Linked DNA regions of Homo sapiens: all the other regions are linked to region 4. A link is a contact called in ENCODE Hi-C or POLR2A ChIA-PET data. All regions are on one chromosome and are shown on one strand. Each heading gives the region's core, a stretch centred on a gene start or an enhancer-like site at or near the end of the contact. The rest is flanking DNA. Distances are from core to core; before and after follow the strand shown. Region 1 holds the start of CD59 (CD59 molecule (CD59 blood group)). Region 2 holds the start of ABTB2 (ankyrin repeat and BTB domain containing 2). Region 3 holds the start of LMO2 (LIM domain only 2). Region 4 holds the start of EIF3M (eukaryotic translation initiation factor 3 subunit M). Region 5 holds the start of CAPRIN1 (cell cycle associated protein 1).

What was found. Hi-C counts contacts between places; a loop is a spot of excess contacts on that map. ChIA-PET counts read pairs that join two places held with the same protein, here RNA polymerase II (POLR2A). Pooled maps may share reads with other maps.
Region 1: a loop to region 4 is called in a pooled map, with 7 times the contacts of the local background. The contact joins the promoter of CD59 here to the promoter of EIF3M in region 4. A Hi-C loop is called at or near these places in 1 of 168 maps with a recorded cell type or tissue (CD4-positive, alpha-beta T cell) and 6 of 50 pooled maps. POLR2A ChIA-PET finds 5 or more read pairs at or near these places in 1 of 52 experiments (B cell).
Region 2: a map of CD4-positive, alpha-beta T cell shows a loop between it and region 4 (17-fold over the local background). The contact joins the promoter of ABTB2 here to the promoter of EIF3M in region 4. A Hi-C loop is called at or near these places in 3 of 168 maps with a recorded cell type or tissue (CD4-positive, alpha-beta T cell, CD4-positive, alpha-beta memory T cell and CD8-positive, alpha-beta T cell) and 11 of 50 pooled maps. POLR2A ChIA-PET finds 5 or more read pairs at or near these places in 1 of 52 experiments (T-cell).
Region 3: a loop to region 4 is called in a map of psoas muscle, with 25 times the contacts of the local background. The contact joins the promoter of LMO2 here to the promoter of EIF3M in region 4. A Hi-C loop is called at or near these places in 1 of 168 maps with a recorded cell type or tissue (psoas muscle) and 4 of 50 pooled maps. POLR2A ChIA-PET finds 5 or more read pairs at or near these places in 1 of 52 experiments (MCF 10A).
Region 5: a map of ascending aorta shows a loop between it and region 4 (9-fold over the local background). The contact joins the promoter of CAPRIN1 here to the promoter of EIF3M in region 4. A Hi-C loop is called at or near these places in 3 of 168 maps with a recorded cell type or tissue (CD4-positive, alpha-beta T cell, CD8-positive, alpha-beta T cell and ascending aorta), 1 of 37 single-sample maps with no recorded cell type and 15 of 50 pooled maps.

Annotation. Positions count from the first base shown.
Region 1 is chr11:33,734,721-33,737,957 of GRCh38, reverse strand. CD59 (CD59 molecule (CD59 blood group)) reads left to right here and starts at 1,535. Exons shown (of 4, transcript NM_000611.6): 1 at 1,535-1,576. RefSeq lists a silencer at 1,417-1,886.
Region 2 is chr11:34,356,442-34,359,853 of GRCh38, reverse strand. ABTB2 (ankyrin repeat and BTB domain containing 2) reads left to right here and starts at 1,844. Exons shown (of 17, transcript NM_145804.3): 1 at 1,844-3,153. The coding sequence starts at 2,271. RefSeq lists a silencer at 1,659-1,858 and an enhancer at 2,809-2,918.
Region 3 is chr11:33,889,942-33,893,425 of GRCh38, reverse strand. It overlaps LMO2 (LIM domain only 2), which reads left to right and starts at 1,350. Exons shown (of 6, transcript NM_005574.4): 1 at 1,350-1,631. RefSeq lists an enhancer at 1,785-1,894.
Region 4 is chr11:32,582,451-32,585,533 of GRCh38, reverse strand. EIF3M (eukaryotic translation initiation factor 3 subunit M) reads right to left here and starts at 1,703. Exons shown (of 11, transcript NM_006360.6): 1 at 1,605-1,703. The coding sequence starts at 1,646. RefSeq lists enhancers at 1,548-1,697, 1,340-1,992 and a silencer at 1,858-1,917.
Region 5 is chr11:34,050,290-34,053,355 of GRCh38, reverse strand. CAPRIN1 (cell cycle associated protein 1) reads right to left here and starts at 1,625. Exons shown (of 19, transcript NM_005898.5): 1 at 1,485-1,625; 2 at 720-935. The coding sequence starts at 935. LOC101929918 (a long non-coding RNA gene) reads left to right here and starts at 29. Exons shown (of 3, transcript XR_931177.3): 1 at 29-1,037; 2 at 2,323-2,685. RefSeq lists enhancers at 1-31, 62-131, 202-271, 342-411 and silencers at 1,022-1,321, 1,362-1,911, 1,771-1,970.

The DNA.
Region 1 (3,237 bases), core at 286-2,785, 1.2 Mb before region 4:
GTCAAGACAGTTACTATATGATTTTCCCTGCAAGACATTCAGTAATCTATGATTCCCCCTGCTTAAATTTTATCTCATGCCTTCTTCCCTGACCAGTTCAACACAAGCAGCCCTGAGATGTAATATCTTCTCACCCTGACCCTCAAAGTGTGTCTCATGCTTTCTAACAGAGGCCATCCTCTTGGAGGAAGACTTGTACTTTTGGCCTGTAGCCCCACCCTCCCTCCTATGGCGTTCTTACAGTCAGTTCTGCAGTGAGTGGGACACTTTCCAAATATAATAGCAAATGGAAACTTCTAATTACATCTGCACATAAAACTAATGTTCCAAATGGTGGTTGCGGTTCTGGTGAGTGCTTATAATTTTTTGTTACCTCAGCATCCATTTTTGAATATGTTTAACTTTTAATAACAGAAGCAAGTCTCAGTCACCATTGACAGTTTCCAGTACTATACCCCACGCAAATGGCTCTAGCTGGTGGCCAGAGATAAACATGCAGTGATGTGATAACAGGGCACTACTGCAGCTTCAAACTCTGGTTCAAGTTCCTCCCACCTCTGCCTTTTCACCTGCTTGCTTTTAAATCCACCAGTTAGAGCTCTCCAGAGGAAACCTAACTGGATAAAGTTGCTGGCCCAAAGGTCCGTTCCTCCCTTCCCTCTCCCTGTTCTCCCTGATCTCCGTGTGTGTGTGTGTGTGTGTGTGTGTGTGTGTGTGTGTGTCCTCTAGGCAAGCTGTGTACCACCCAGGGTCCGTAAGTACTAAAAACTCTTAAACTTTCACACCGCTGTGTTATTGAAACCATGCCTACAATCCAGTCCCTGAGGCGAGGCCACCCTGAAGGGACAGACTCATGCAGGCGGATCCCCTGGTCTTGCTCTTCTGTCCCTGCCTCTGGTGGCTGCTGGGGAACAGTAGCTACCAGCTAAGTTGATAGAGACACTCGAAGAGGTTCATTCAAAACACTGGTCCCCGAGCAGCCCAGTAAGCTTTTAAACGCATAACATTTTGTTTGGGTCTCAAACAAGTCACAAGGCACGGATACGGATGCGGCTGTGGCTGATGGCTATTTGGATGCTGCCCAAGCCTCGCAGTAGGAAGCAGCTTCAGACTGCAGCAGGGCCGCATAGCCCGATAGCCAGGCCCTGGGGCACCCAGGGCACCAGCAAGACGCACAGAAACGTTTTGAAAAACATTTTAATATACTTAAAAAAAAAGTAAAAGGGAAAATCAGAAGTCTTTGGAAGTTTCCTACTGTTTTTATGTCCCATAGCAAATCCGAGGAGGACGCCCCAAACTTTCAGTTCCCTGGGGTTTTGAAGGTGCTCATTGGGTCCTGGCCACCCGGCCTTCTCAGAACCTGGGCCAGGAGGCTGAGCTCCGCGCGGGGGTGGAGGGAGAGGAGGAGGTTCCTGCCGAGGTGCGGCTGCGCGGTGCGGGAGCCGGGAGCCTGGGAGGGCAAGGGCATCCTGAGGGGCGGGGCCGGGGGGCGGAGCCTTGCGGGCTGGAGCGAAAGAATGCGGGGGCTGAGCGCAGAAGCGGCTCGAGGCTGGAAGAGGATCTTGGGCGCCGCCAGGTAAGAAGGCCCGAAGGCCTGCTGGGGTTTGGGTGAGCCGAGCCGAGGTGGCGGCGGCAGTCTGGGCCCGGGCGGAGGGTCTGTGGGGGCTACCCCCGTCCTCGCTTTCCACTCGACCCCTGCCGGGCGAGCCTCCCGAGGCCTGGCCCTTCCAACCCGTCACCGCGGCCCGGTGTCCTAGCCGAACGCTGGCTTCATTTTATCTACGAGGAAGGAGAAACGGGGAGCGCGCCCTCTCCCAGAAGCAGCCCCGTTACCCCCGTCGCGCCCCCCATTCCCTCGGGGGCAGCCTCGCACCCGGGCCCCTGCCATCGCTTTCGTCTCAAGGGAAGCTCTAGCGGTCCAGAGAAACTGCGCCGGGGGAAAGGCCAGCCCTCCGTGGTCACGGCAGTTCCTCTCTCCCCTCGCGGTCTAAATGTGTAATTTTGAAAAGCAGGTGTCGGGCGAAACGGACTTTTTTTTTTTTTTGAGATGGAGTTTCGCTGTTGCCCAGGCTGGAGTGCAGTGGCGCGATCTGGGTTCACCGCAACCTCCGTGTACCGGGTTCAAGCGATTCTCCTGCCACAGCCTCCTGAGTAGCTGGGATTACAGGCATGCGCCACCATGCCTGGCTAAATTTTGTATTTTTAGTAGAAACGGGGTTTTCCCATGTTGGTCAGGCTGATCTTGAATTCCTGACCTCGTGATCCGCCCGCCTCCGCCTCCCAAAGTGTTGGGATTACAGGTGTGAGCCACCGCGCCCGGCCGAAACGGACGTTTTAAGTACAACGTGATGTTTTGTTTTCTTGGGTCGGCTCGGGCCGCACCCTTCTTAGAGTCTGACTGCTGACTTTTCAAAAAACAACATTAACCCGGGAGGCTGAGGTAGCGGTGAGCCGAGATCGCGCCATTGCCCTACTGCCTGGGCAATAAGAGCGAGACTCCGCCTCAAAAACGAACAAAACCCACAAAGAACAAACAAAAAAAACCAACATTAAGCAGTGTGCCTTTTATGGCCGTTTAGTGATACCCAGGCTCTTCACTGGTCATTTCTGGAAGTATTTAACAGCACTTGATGGGTAAAACAATAGGCTTCACTTCACAGGGTGGTTGAGATGATTGACGGAAAGCGCTCAGCACAAACGCGGCGGCTGCTAATTATTTCAGGTACCCTGCGATCCCTGAGCAGTTGTTCAAGTTCTCCACTCCTGGCGGTTTACTCCCAGTTCCCTGAAGAAGGCACAGAGCCCCGAATGTTGAGGGAGATGGCAACGTTTGCCAAAATGTGGCTATTTACGTGGCAGTTTATGAAGGAGAGGCAGAAAGGGAGGCTGCCTCCCCTACAAGCCAAACAGTCCTAAAACTTGTGGCCTCTGTATTTTCACAGTGGAAACTAGAAACTGTTTGCTGAACTTAGCTGTAAGAAAAACATCCCATTAGCTGAGTGGCTTAGGAGATAAAAGCCTAAATAAAATGGATCTTAGGGTGAGAGAGTGGGGTGCCTAATGGCATTCATCTTTGACAGCTGCTGGTAGAAGCTCTTGAAAAGTAGAGCATGGAAAATTCTGGGCCACCTCTTTAAGAACCTCAGCCAAACCGCCACAGACATTGCCAAGCCCAGAAGTGCTTGAGGCTTTCTAAAGGCAAAGACTTCTTTTTACTTATGTCCTATATCTTAGGAA
Region 2 (3,412 bases), core at 595-3,094, 1.8 Mb before region 4:
ATTAATATAAATCCCATAGGCTCTTTTTCCCACTCCAGATGATTCCTCCAATAACCTTTCATTCAGTAAGTTCCCCGTTGTAAATTTCCAGTTAAGTAATTCTCTTTAGGTTTGATGGGTGCGCACAACGAAGAAAAGGGGGGACAGGGAAACCTTTCTGAAATTCATTTCCTTTGAATATATCCATTAGAGGGCGACATTGCCTTTAATATTATATTTCCCCAATAAAGTTTTAAATTGCATAAAATTTACTTTTGTATTTTTGACAAGTTGGACCTCATTGCCTACTTTAATTTCTAATCTCACGTCTGTAAAGTGTGACTGCATTCTCCTTTGTTAGTTTGATCTCTGCTGACTTGCGTCTTTGGTATTACAGTACTTCCATCTTTGACTCTGTTCCCAATTCTAACCATCGGGCGGCGATGTTGCATAAATAAAGACCCGCGGAAAGGCAAAATTAAGCGAAACTGCCAAATAAAAAGCAGTTTCACCGGGGGTAAAGGCCATTAATTTAAGAAGGAAAGAGACAAACCAGACATTTCTAGTTCATATCCAACTCACGGCCCAAGGTCAGAACTGTGTAAAATGCAACACAAAGGAGCCATTCAGGAGTGGGGGAGGCTGACTTGGGGAGAGCGAATGCACAATCCCCGCCTTGAGCCTGCGGTTCCACTGGAGGGGGCACAGGTCCGTTTGCGCACGTGCGTGTGAGTAGCCACAGGGCAGCGGCGGGACATGCCTGCACCGGGCATGGGACTGCTGAACCAACAGCGCTCTGGCGGACCGTTTGGGACACCCGCCCGGAGGCAGGTTGGCACTGGCGCTGCCTGGAGGTCAGCCACTCATTGTACCCCGGAGGAACTGGGTCCCGCGGGGGCATACGGCTCGCCCACCGGCACGCGTTAGGAGGCGAACACCTGCATCCAGCTAGGTGTTCCGAGCTCAGCCCAGGGCGAGGGACTGCTCTGCCACCTTCTTCTCATTCTTCCTGTAAGAACACTGTCTATCTCGGACAAAAAGGACCCACCTGACAGCAAGTGGTATCGTCACACAGAGGTAACAGGGAAGTCACGGATCCTCTTGAGAATCTGACAAAAGTTGGTGCCCCTTCCCCATAGTGGCACTCAGAAAACTGCAGGTGAAACCACAAATGGGCGGAGGCACTCACAGGCTTCCTGGGGCCCGTCCATTGATCAGATACCAGGTTAAGAAATTCTGTCCTTATTGGAGCCTAGACGGCAGCGCAAAGGAACCAGACGGACTTGGAAAGAGAGGCAGGGACTCCCTCCTCCCTCCAAACACAGCCAGCGTTTCATCTCGGATTGCGGGAGGGGCCTGGCGGAAGGTGGAGGAGAGGTGGAGCGCCTGGATGGGGCCCTCCCCATTCTCCTGGCCCCAACCCCAGGACGCCTGGCTGCGGAGGGCTCGAAAGCGAGCAGCGAACGCCCAAAGCCTGGGTGGCGGGAAGGTGGCAGCGCCCTGTAGCTTTTCCTTTGCATTTTTCTTTAAATCGTGAGCTCCGGAGCTATCGTTTCGACCGCTGCTTTCCGGTCTCCACCTCCACCTCCCAGTTGGCTGGCTCGCCCTTCCCCCACCCCCCCATCCCCCCCATCCCCCCCCATCCCCACCCCCATCCCAGCCGCGTGCCCGACCCTCGGCCTCCAGCCCCGCCTCCTTCGCCGCGGGGTTTAACCCGAGGCAGAGTGAAATCTGCATAGTGACCGCCCCCTCGGAGATCATTGGTGCAGCCCCGCCCATCGCGGCCGGTGATTGGTAAGCCGCCCGGGGTTATTTGCATGTCGGACGCAGCCGGGTACCCAGCTGTGCTGCCGGCCGGCGCAGCGCAGAAGTTTGCAGAGCGCTTTCTCGCCGGCTGGTCCCGGACTCGCGCTGCGCCCTGCGCCCTGCGCCGCCGCCTCCTCCTTCTGCCGCCGCCGCCCTGTTCTCCCGGGATTCCTTCTCTGTGGAGGACTGACTCTCTGCTTGTGGGAATTAGAGGTGGACAAGGGGGAGTGCCGGGGGGTAGCGACGGGGTTCTTTCCAGTGGCAGCTGCGAGTCGGGACGCCGGGAGCGTGGGGCTCCTGCTGGCCACGGATCTCGGCCACCTTCCCGCGGCCTCCGGGCAGGCAATGCGGCCGCCGAGCCCCGCGACGCAGAGAGGAAGGAGGGTGGCCCGGAGGGCCTAGAGCTTGTTTCTGCCCACTTGGGAAAGAGGGCATGGAGTTGTGAGTGCCCCTCGCTCGGCGACGCCGCCCTCGGCAGGCTCCCCATGGCCGGGACGTACAGCTCGACTCTGAAGACGCTGGAGGACTTGACCTTGGACTCCGGGTATGGGGCCGGGGACTCGTGCCGCTCGCTCAGCCTCTCGTCCTCCAAGTCCAACTCGCAGGCGCTCAACTCTTCGGCGCAGCAGCACCGCGGGGCGGCCTGGTGGTGCTACTCCGGCTCCATGAACAGCCGCCACAACAGCTGGGACACGGTGAACACGGTGCTGCCCGAGGACCCCGAAGTGGCCGACCTCTTCTCGCGCTGTCCGCGGCTCCCCGAGCTGGAGGAGTTCCCCTGGACCGAAGGAGACGTGGCCCGGGTGCTCCGCAAAGGCGCTGGCGGCCGGCGGCTGCCCCAGTTCTCCGCCGAGGCGGTGAGGCGCCTGGCCGGGCTGCTCCGCAGGGCACTGATCCGCGTGGCCCGCGAGGCGCAGCGCCTGAGCGTGCTGCACGCCAAGTGCACCCGCTTTGAGGTGCAGAGCGCCGTGCGCCTGGTGCACAGCTGGGCGCTGGCCGAGAGCTGCGCGCTGGCAGCCGTCAAGGCGCTGTCCCTGTACAGCATGAGCGCCGGCGACGGGCTGCGCCGGGGCAAGTCCGCGCGCTGCGGCCTCACCTTCTCAGTGGGTCGCTTTTTCCGCTGGATGGTGGACACCCGAATCTCCGTGCGCATCCACGAGTACGCAGCCATCTCCCTCACCGCCTGCATGGAGAACCTGGTGGAGGAGATCCGGGCCAGGGTGATGGCCAGCCACAGCCCTGATGGCGGAGGGGCCGGAGGCGGGGAGGTGTCTGCTGAGGCCCTGGAGATGGTCATCAACAACGACGCCGAGCTCTGGGGCGTCTTGCAGCCCTATGAGCATCTCATCTGCGGCAAGAACGCCAATGGTAAGCGCGCGGGCCTCGGACTGGCAGACTGGGTAGGCAAGAAATCCCGCCCTGGGCTACTGGGGGAGTGAATTTCCTGAGACAAAGCTGGTGGCTGTGCCAGTTCTTTGGGAGAAAACGTTTGGTCTGAGGATAGGGTTCATTACATGGCACTTGCCAGAGATTGTTCTAAGGGTGTCTGACTTTTGGAGGGTAAACTTGTGAATGATCTCCATCCTGTTCTGCGTGGCATTGTTACTATCTGCGGGCTGTTCATTGA
Region 3 (3,484 bases), core at 101-2,600, 1.3 Mb before region 4:
CCAGGCATGATGCTTGGTGCTGCCAATTCAAAGAGAAATAAGACACCTCCTTGCAAAGTGAGAAGGCAGAACTAGATTCAGATTCACCTAGATTTCAACTCTTGTGCTCAGGCCACCACCACCACCATGGAAACAATTTTGCTTGACTCTCCCGGCGCAGCCGCGGCAGGCGTGTGTGTTGTCAGACACTGCAGGAAGAGTGATGGCCTGGGTGTTGACAGGCTCCTAATTGGAAGGTAGGAGGTGCCACCAGAGATCAGCTATAAAAGATATCTTTGGACTGGGGTGGGCTGCTAATGCTTGGAAGAGACTTGTGGGTGAGGCCCGGTGAGCTGTCACCTCGGAATTGGGCCTTGCCCAGCAGACAGACATGCATGCGGGGGAGGTAGCTGACAGACAGGGGCGCATGGGGAAGCAGCCATTCCAGAGAACTGCAACAGCAGATTGCAAACCAGGACTTCAGGACTCAGAGGGGGACAAGGAAAGGAGAGCCTATAGTGGCCCCAAAGCCCAGGGTCAGAGGCAGGGCCAGGAGAGCAGCTGACAAGAGCTTTATGGTAAGGACAAAAGAGAAGACAGCCGGAGTCTCCTTTTATTCAGCTCATAAAGACCCAACTTCTGTGCACTTATAACTGTTCAGACCCTGAGGGGTTCAAAAAAAGAACCGTGTTAGGAGAATTCAATATTTAATTAAGAGATGATCAGATCCGTGCACCGAAATTATTGCTGGGTAAGACAATACTGTGTGTGTTACATAGCATTGGAACTTAGGAAAGCTCTTTCCTTGTGTTGTTTAATTTAATCCACTCAACAACCCTGCAAAGTGGGTACCATTGTCCCTGTTTTTTATGAATGAGGGGGTGAGGTGCTGAGAAGCTGTGTACGTTATTTGAGTTTGTCTGGCTAGTCAGTGGCTGAGCCAAGTTCCAATCCAGGTCATGTGAGCCTCTGAACTTTCTGATAAAACCTGCAGACCCCCTTAACTGGGATAATATAGTCATGCATTAAGCAAGAAGGAGAAGTAAATACAGGCTGATGGTGTAGGGGAGAAATTCAAAGGGAGAAGGCCTAGGAGGGAGAGGGAGCTATGTGTGAACAGAACCAAAGATGGCCTCTGGGAATTGGAAGGTCTCTTGGAATTCGTCCAAACTGAGGATCACAAGTCTCCACATTCTGAGTAGGAGGATGAGGGTCTGAGTTAGGATTTGGGTCCTGCAGGGCTTGCTAAGGAATCCCCTGATGGCCTAGGATTCCACGCAGAGCACATCTGGTGTGAGAGAGCTCGCTGCAAGGGTGAAGGCTCCGCCCTATCAGATAGACAACCAGGCCACCAAGAGGCCCAGCCCTCCAAACCCTGGATTTGCAACATCCTCAAAGAACAGCAACGGGCCTTGAGCAGAATTGAGAAGGAAATACCCCCACCTGCCCTCAGCCGTTAAGTGGGCTTTGCTATTCACAAGGGCCTCTGGGTGTCCTGGCAGAGAGGGGAGATGGCACAGGCACCAGGTGCTAGGGTGCCAGGGCCTCCCGAGAAGGAACAGGTGCAAAGCAGGCAATTAGCCCAGAAGGTATCCGTGGGGCAGGCAGCCTAGATCTGATGGGGGAAGCCACCAGGATTACATCATCTGCTGGTGAGTAGGCTTCATTAATTCTCTGATGAATGGACGATTGCAAGGGAACTTTTTTCATCTTCAAGGAGCCAGAAGAAGTGGTGATTAAATTGGTCTTTTAAAATAAAAAGACTCCAAAGGGGTACAAGTCTTCAAGCTTCCCCTGTGGTGTTCCGGGCACTCTGGCTTCTCTTTCGGAGGGAGGAAGAGCATCTATTCATAGGCTGTGACTTGGAGAGGCCCCACGGTGAGTCAGGCGCTTGCTGTGTGAGCCGCTGGTTGCTAATGTCTTCGGGAACTGCTAATTTACCCATCTAATTTGTTCCTGTACACTGGCCACAAAGGGAGACCACTCAATTATTCTGATCCAAAAGAGAGGCTTGTGTTTACCATGATCTCCCCAGCAACTGTGTGAGTGTGTGTGCATGTGTGTGTGTGTGTGTGTGTGTGTGTGTGTGTGTGTGTGTGTTTGCCTAACAACCTTAGGCAATGACGAAGAGGTGGGGCTGCTGCCCTTGTTAGCATTTTCAAACACATTCCAGTTCTGAGTTGAGGGCAAAGATTGTAATGGGGTGCTTCAGAGAAGCCTTGGCTCCCAAGGAGGTTATAACTTCAAAGGGTGTTTTTGAAAAACCAAGGCGGATGAGGAAAGTGGCTACAAGTTCCTTCCATCACAGAGGATCAATGAAGGGGAACAAAGATTTGGGAGCATCTACTTTGTGCCAGGTACTGTGCTTGGGTTTTACACGTCTTCTCTTGTTGACTTTGCATAACTCCCCTTTGAAGCAGATATTACTCCAGGTTCTTGCCGTAATGTTTCAGCTTAAAGAAAACCAACCCATACTTCTTTAGGTTGCCCTGAAAAGGTGAATCTTCTGTGAAGCCTTTTCTGTCTTTATCTGTTAAAATTAATTAAGCTCTTGTTTGTGCTCCCAGAAAATCACTTTAGACCTTAGAAAGATGGCAGCCTCAGTTTTCTCATTTGTAATATAGGGGTACCCATAGGGTCATTGTGAGAAATAATAGAAATAAATCATGGAAGTGCTTGGATAGTAGCTGGTACTTAGCCCTCATCAGTCATCATTGTCATTGTTGTTAAGAGTAATAATAATAATAATATCACTTATTATAATTACTCACCTCTAGGTTTTTAAAAAACTTACAGGCCGGGCACATTGGCTAACGCCTGTAATCTTAGCACTTTGGGAGGCCAAGGCAGGCAGATCGCCTGAGGTCAGCAGTTCAAGACCAGCTTGGGCAACATGGTGAAACCCTGTCTCTACTAAAAATATGAAAATTAGCCACGCGTGGTGGCTCATCCCTGTAATCCCAGCTACTCGGGAGGCTGAGAGAGGAGAATTGCTTGAACCCGGGAGGCGGAGGTTGCAGTGAGCCAAGATGGCACTATTGCACTCCAGCCTGGGTGACGAGAAACTCCATCTCATAAAAACAAAAACAAAAACAAAAAAACTTACATAAATTTATGGGGAACAAGTACAATTTTGTGACAAGCGTAAATTGCATAGTCTTGAAGTCAGGGCTTCTAAGGTATCTATCACCAGATTGATATCTATTGGTATCTATCACCAGATTGATATCTATTGATATCTATCACCAGATTGATATCACCACATTGTACCTATTAATTAATTTCTCATCATCCTCCCCCCACCCTTCTGAGTCTCCAGTGTATATTATTCCATACCCTAATGCCATGTGTTCACATTATTTAGCTCCCACTTATGAGTGAACAGTGTGATATTTGTCTTTCAGTGTCTGACTTTTTTAACTTAAGATAACAGCTTCCAGTTCTACCCATGTGGCTGCGAGAGACATGATTTCATTCTTTTTTATGGCTGAATAATATTCCATTG
Region 4 (3,083 bases), core at 454-2,953:
GGAAGCAGCATAAGCAAAGGAAAACAAAAAAAGATAAAGAATTCCATTTAACTCTAATCAAGCTGAGAATTTCACCAAAGTTAAACTAATCCTGAGCAATTTCATATTTCCCTGAAAGGACTGTCTACAGCGATACTGATGTTACAAGAACAGAAGCAGAGCCTGAGAAAAGACACTTTAAGATACGATCAATGACAAGAACTTCCTCCATTCACTTTGTATGTTAAAAAAAAAAAAATTCCAAACACTTTCTCAGTTAACCTAACAGCCAACTGTTGGTAACATGCTTCCATTTCTAATCAGGTATCTTTTTGTCTTTCATATCTTCCTATCTGTGCTTAACCTCCCCATCCTTGACCTTTTCTCCGCCTTTTGCATTTTCCCTTCTTACTTTGCTCTTCAGAGCATCGGAACTGCATTCCTACCATGGGGCGGGGGGAGGAGAGAGGGGGAACTCACTCCCGCAATTCTGTAAGTTGTCTTAGACAAGTAAACTTCCATGCGAAGTTTATGATATCCAATCATTTGGAAGTTACTTCCGTGTTAGTGGAGTAACAGAAATAAAACGACAAAGTTAGGACTTCACAGAAGAATTTTCAGCAATACAAAATTAACTTAAAGAATACGATGTCGTGTTCAACTCCTACCAAATAAGGTTAAACTTTTGTTATGGGGAAAATGAGAACCATCAGCCCTGTATACCAAAGAGCAAACGCCAAACGGGAAATTTAAAAATATCAGGATGGTCCATCAGGTGTATGCCTCACAGAATTTAAGAGCTGAACTGATACCATACTTCCGGGGTACAGAACAACTCTCACCCTCATACAAGTAGGAATAGAAAGCAAGTGTAAAATACGGGTCGTCTTCGCCTGTGATCGCACAGTAATACGGGCGTTTTGATCTTTTTTTTTTTTTTTTTTTTTGAGAGGGACTCTCGCTCTGTCGCCCAGGCTGGAGTGCAGTGGCGCGATCTTGGCTCACTGCAAACTCCGCCTCGCGGGTTCAAGCGATTCTCTTGCCTCAGCCTCGGCAGTAGCTGGGACTACAGGCGCGTGCCACCGCGCCCGGGTAATTTTTTTGTATTTTTAATAGAGACAGGGTTTCACCGTGTTAGCCAGGATGGTCTCGATCTCCTGACCTCGTGATCTGCCCGCCTCGGCGTCCCAAAGTGCTGGGATTAAAGGCGTGAGCCACCGCGCCCGGCCCGGCATTTTGATCTTTAGCACAAAATTACTTTTCCCTACCCTGCTTATGCTAACTACAGATTCACCACCTCCCACTCCGAATGTGGCTGCATTTGACGGACGGAAGCAGACATCATTCCTCATCAGTCTAAAAGTACTATGTCGTCAGAAATGAGTCCCGACGCCGACCAGGGAGCTGGCGGTGAAGCGTCGGGCCCCGCGCTGGGACCGCCGGCCGGCGAGCTGGTGCGAATCGAGGCCAGGAACGCGCGCCCCAGCCACCGGCCTCCCCATTCTCGCGTGTAGAACAGCTGCGGGTGTCAGCCCCGGCCGCCCGGCCCAGGCTCGGCAGCGGTCCCTTGCGCTACTAGGACATCCCCCACCCCACCGTGGCGGCACCCGTAGACCGAAGCACACCTGATCTTCTTCACTGATGTCGATGAAGGCCGGGACGCTCATGGTGCAGGCCCGGGCACAGCGGACACTCCACTCGCAAGACCACGCCGACCGGAAAAGGGAACTGGGCCGCGCGACGCTGCTGGCGCAACTGCTTCCGGGTCACCCTGAGCGGCGACCTGTTGGGGCGGGGCCTTGAGAGCCAATCCTATCGCGCGCTCTCGCCGCGGAATGCAGCAGGGCGTGGCAGACGCGCTCGGGCTGGCCTAGTGGGTGGGACTTACTGGGCCTCCACTCAGCGACGCTTGTCGCGGCCTCCAGTTTTCAGGCCCGTGTAGCTAACTGCATTGATGTTGCCTCCCGCTGGCGCCTCCCTAAGTCCACCTTCCCTTGAAATGTTAAGCTTGTTGGGTCTTACCAAGTATGGATGGGTTTGTGTAGACCTGAAACTCTCCTGTACTGCTGTTGGGAACATAAAATGGTGCAGTCACTTTGCAGAGGAGCGGCAGTTTCTGAAAAAGTTCAGTATCCACCCAGCATATGACCCAGCTATTCTTCTACCCAAACTGTATGTCCGTACAAAGACTTGTACAAGAATGTTCATTGCCGCTTTTAAAAAATAGCAGCTTTGGCTGGGCGCAGTGGATCTCACGCCTGTAATCCCAGCACTGTGGGAGGCCGAGGTGGGCGGATCACTTGGGGTCAGGAACTGGAGACCAGCCTGGGCAACATGGCAAAACCCCGTCTCTACTAAAAATACAAAAATTACCGGGGCATAGTGGTGCGCGCCTGTAATCCCAGCTACTCGGGAGGCTGAGGCAGGAGAATCACTTCAACCTGGGAGAAGGAGGTTGCAGTAAGCCCAGATCATGCCACTGCATTCCAGCCTGGGCGACAGAGCGAGACTCCGTCTCATAAAATAAATACACAATTCAGTAGTTTTTAGTATTTTCAGAGTTGCACAACCATCACTACTATTTAATTTTAGAACATTTTCATCACCTACAAAAGAAACTACCCATCAGCAATCACTCCCCAGACCCCCGGCCCCACCTCTCTCCAGCCCCTGGCAAACACTACATTTTGTCTCTATGAATTTGCCTTTTCTGGACATTTCATGTAAGTGGAATCACAAAATACACGGTGGCCTAAGTCAGACTTACTTCATTTAGCATAATGTTTTCAAGGTTCGTCCATGTATCCCTCCTATATTCCTATTTATTGCTTATAATATTGCATTGTTATGGATATACCACATTGTGTTGATTTGTTCATCAGTTGGTGGACACTTGGGTTGTCTCCATTTTTTGGCTATTATGAATAATGTTTCCATGAACGTTAGTGCACAAGATTTTGTGTGTACGTATATTTCTCTTAGGTATGTACCTATGAGAGGAATCAGTGGCTTATTTAGTAAATTTATGTTTAGCTTTTTCAGGAGACAGTTTCCAAAAAGTTAACACTTTATTTTCAATAGCCAAAAAAAAGGAAACAACCCAA
Region 5 (3,066 bases), core at 376-2,875, 1.5 Mb before region 4:
ACAAAAAGTCGCTGCAGAAAATCATCTCGCGATTGAGCTGAGCCTGAGGCTCGGGGGGACACCTAAACAATTGAAACAAAGAGGGAAACGCAGGGGAGCCCATCGCATGGGCGCGGGGGTAGCAAATCGAAGACCCATTCAAAATGGGCCTGCCGGAAAGGCAGTTCTACCTTAAGATTCTAAACACACTTCTCTCCTACGGAAGAAGAGGGGACGCTCGACAGGTCTCGAGTGCATGGTAACCGAGCGGACAGACCCCAAGGCTGCAGGACGCAGGCCGCCCCAACTCCACGAGGCGGTCGGTTGAACCCGGAGCCCCCCGCGCAGGGACCTCTTCATTTTGGGCCCTCGTCAGAGAAATCGGGCCTCAGAGACGGAAAGAAGGGCACCATACAGTGAAGTCCTGACGACAGGCCCCCACCCTCACATGTCCCACTCCTAAAGGCCAAAAAGCCGGACCCACAGCGGAAGAGTAATAAAGAGGCCTGGGGTACAGTGCCGCGTCCGAGTCAGGTGACAAGTGCCTCTTCCAAGAGCCCGTTTTCTGGGCACGAAGCTCCCGCTGAACGTGGAGACGGGGCGTGTGGGCCAGGGGGTGGGAGGAGGGGACCTAGTAACGCTCCCGAGACGAAAAGAAGCGAAGGCTCCAGCGACCAGGGTCGGAGGGGCCGCAGAGCCCGGCCGCAGCCACCCCTCCCTTCCCCGCCAACTCCTGGCACCTTTTTCTTCTCCAGGTTCCGAAGTTTCTTGTCGATCACCCCGAGAATCTGCTTCATGGCCTCGGTCTGGACAGCGCCGGTGCCGGTTGCGGGGTGCTGAGAAGCCGGCGCGGCGGCCCCGGCTCCCGCGGCCGCCTCACTCCCGGAGGAACCCGACGGCGGTGGCGGTCCGGACGACTTGCTGCCGCTCCCGCTGTGGCTGGTGGCCGAGGGCATCTTCAGACCGCAAGGAGAGAGAAGAAAAAGCGGGAGGAAGGACAAGAGCGGCCAGTCAGGAGACGGACGGGGCGAGACGCGGGACAAAACGCGCAGCGAGCGGTAGCCTACGCGAGCGGGTGGGGGAGGGGGCGCGGCGCGCCTCGAGGGCAGGAAGAGTGCGCGGGCGCGCGCGCGACCCGCCAGCGGGGCGCCCGGCTGGGCCTCGCACCGCCCCCCGACCCGCCCCTCCCCCGCGGAGCCGCCGGCTCGGCCTACCAGCCCGGGGGCTCCGAGGCTCGCGCCGGAGGCGGGGCATCGCCGCGCCGGCCGCCAACGGCCACTGCAACGGTCCCTACCGGGGAGGGCCGGCTTTTGCCGGCTTCCGGAGAAGGGAGGAAAGAGAGAGGTCGGGGCTTGGGGGCAGAGAAGGGCATGGGAAATGACCGGGGTGGGGTGGGGGGACTTGGGGGCAAGCCCCTCGGAAGCTCCAGCGGGTCCGGAGATAAAGGACACCCGGGCGCAGCGGCCCTCTTCCCCTGCAGCGGCTCGGTCCCGGGTGGCGCTCACCGTGCGCGCGCGGAGGCCGCTGGAAATCACGAGTGGGCAGCTGAGGGGGCAAGGGTGGTGGTCCCTTCCGGGCAGTGTCGCGCGCTCCGTGGGCGCAGGCCGCTTCGCCCTGTCCCGCTGCACCGAGAGCCGCTCCTAGTGAGGCGAGAGCCGGGAGCGGGAGGGACTTAGCCAGCCAGCAGCCCTCTGGGTCGCGAGGGGCGGGAGAAGCGGAGAGCGGGGGCCTTCGCGGCCGCTCGGGCTGCCCGGCGCGAACGCCTGCCCGGAAGAGGCCGCCCGCTAGCTTCTCCGCCGTCCCCCGGCCCCGGCGCTGTGGGGCGCCTCCTGGACGCAGGTGGGGATGGCCCCGGCAAGGCCGAAGGAAAGGCCCCTTGAGTTTTGAGAGCAATCGACGCTAGGGTCCTTCAGGCGAAATCGTTTGACGCCCAAACGGGGACAATAGGTGTCAAGCAGCTGGCTCTGGAGCTGGCAACTGCCCCTTGAAGAGCCCTTATTTGGGGTGGGGGTGGGGGTTGGGGGGCAAAGGTTTCTGCAAGTAAGGGGTGCGTGGGGTGGGTGGTGCGATCCCAGCTTCTAGAATTCCTTCTGTATGCAGAGCGAGCAAACTCCATACCCCAAAACGTCTTTTGAAAAAAAGACAACTCGCCGCTTCCCCACCAAACAATCACCCAGTAACCTAGGAGTTCTCTGTAGAACGTGTCGGACACGGTCATGGTTGGTGGCTTTTTAAATCCTAAAGCTCTGGCCTCACAAAGAGTCTTCAGCTACCCTATGATGTTATACATCCAGTAGGCCTGAGTATTACGAATTATTAGACTTTTGTTTCCTTTTTTTTTAGGTTTACCTAACACTGTAAAGAGAACGTTCAATGAAATACAAAGAAAAAGATGATTTTTTTGCTCCAAGAGAATTATTCCAGCCTTGGGGTGGAGTGGGTGTGGACAGTGAGCAGAAAAACAAGAAACCAAGTTCTGGGAGGAAATAAAATGAATATAATCAGTGGAAAATTCAGCAACGCAATATTGTGTGACAACAGTAAATGACCAATTTATAATTTAAATTCTATGAAAAAGAGATTTAGAAGAGAGTTCTACCAAACCCACTGTTCCCTAGGGAATAAAATGAGTAACGCTGACTGGCAACAGTGCATCCTGAGGGAGCCTGGAGAAACAACAGCAGCCTCCGACCTCAAGATATCCTGGTTAGCTGCAAAGTCTGTTATATATTCATTCAAATATTTATTAAGCACCTTACTGTGTGCTGGGAACTCTTAAGTGCTAGGGATTATGAACAAAACATATTTACATGGAGCTTACAATCTAAGTAAGGGGAAGACAAGTAAATACATGTCAGATAGTGAAATGGTAGAGAAAAGAAAAAACGGTGGTCAGGGAAAGCCTTACTGACATTTGAGCTAGTACTGAAGGAAGTGAGGAAGAAGGCTAAGCAGCTACCTTGGAGGAGGAATTTTCCAGGTAGAGGAAACACCAAGTACTAAGATCTGAGACGGAGTGTGCTTTTTGGGTTCAAGGAACAGCACGGAAACCATAGTGGCAAGAGCAGAGAGTAGGAGATGAGGTCA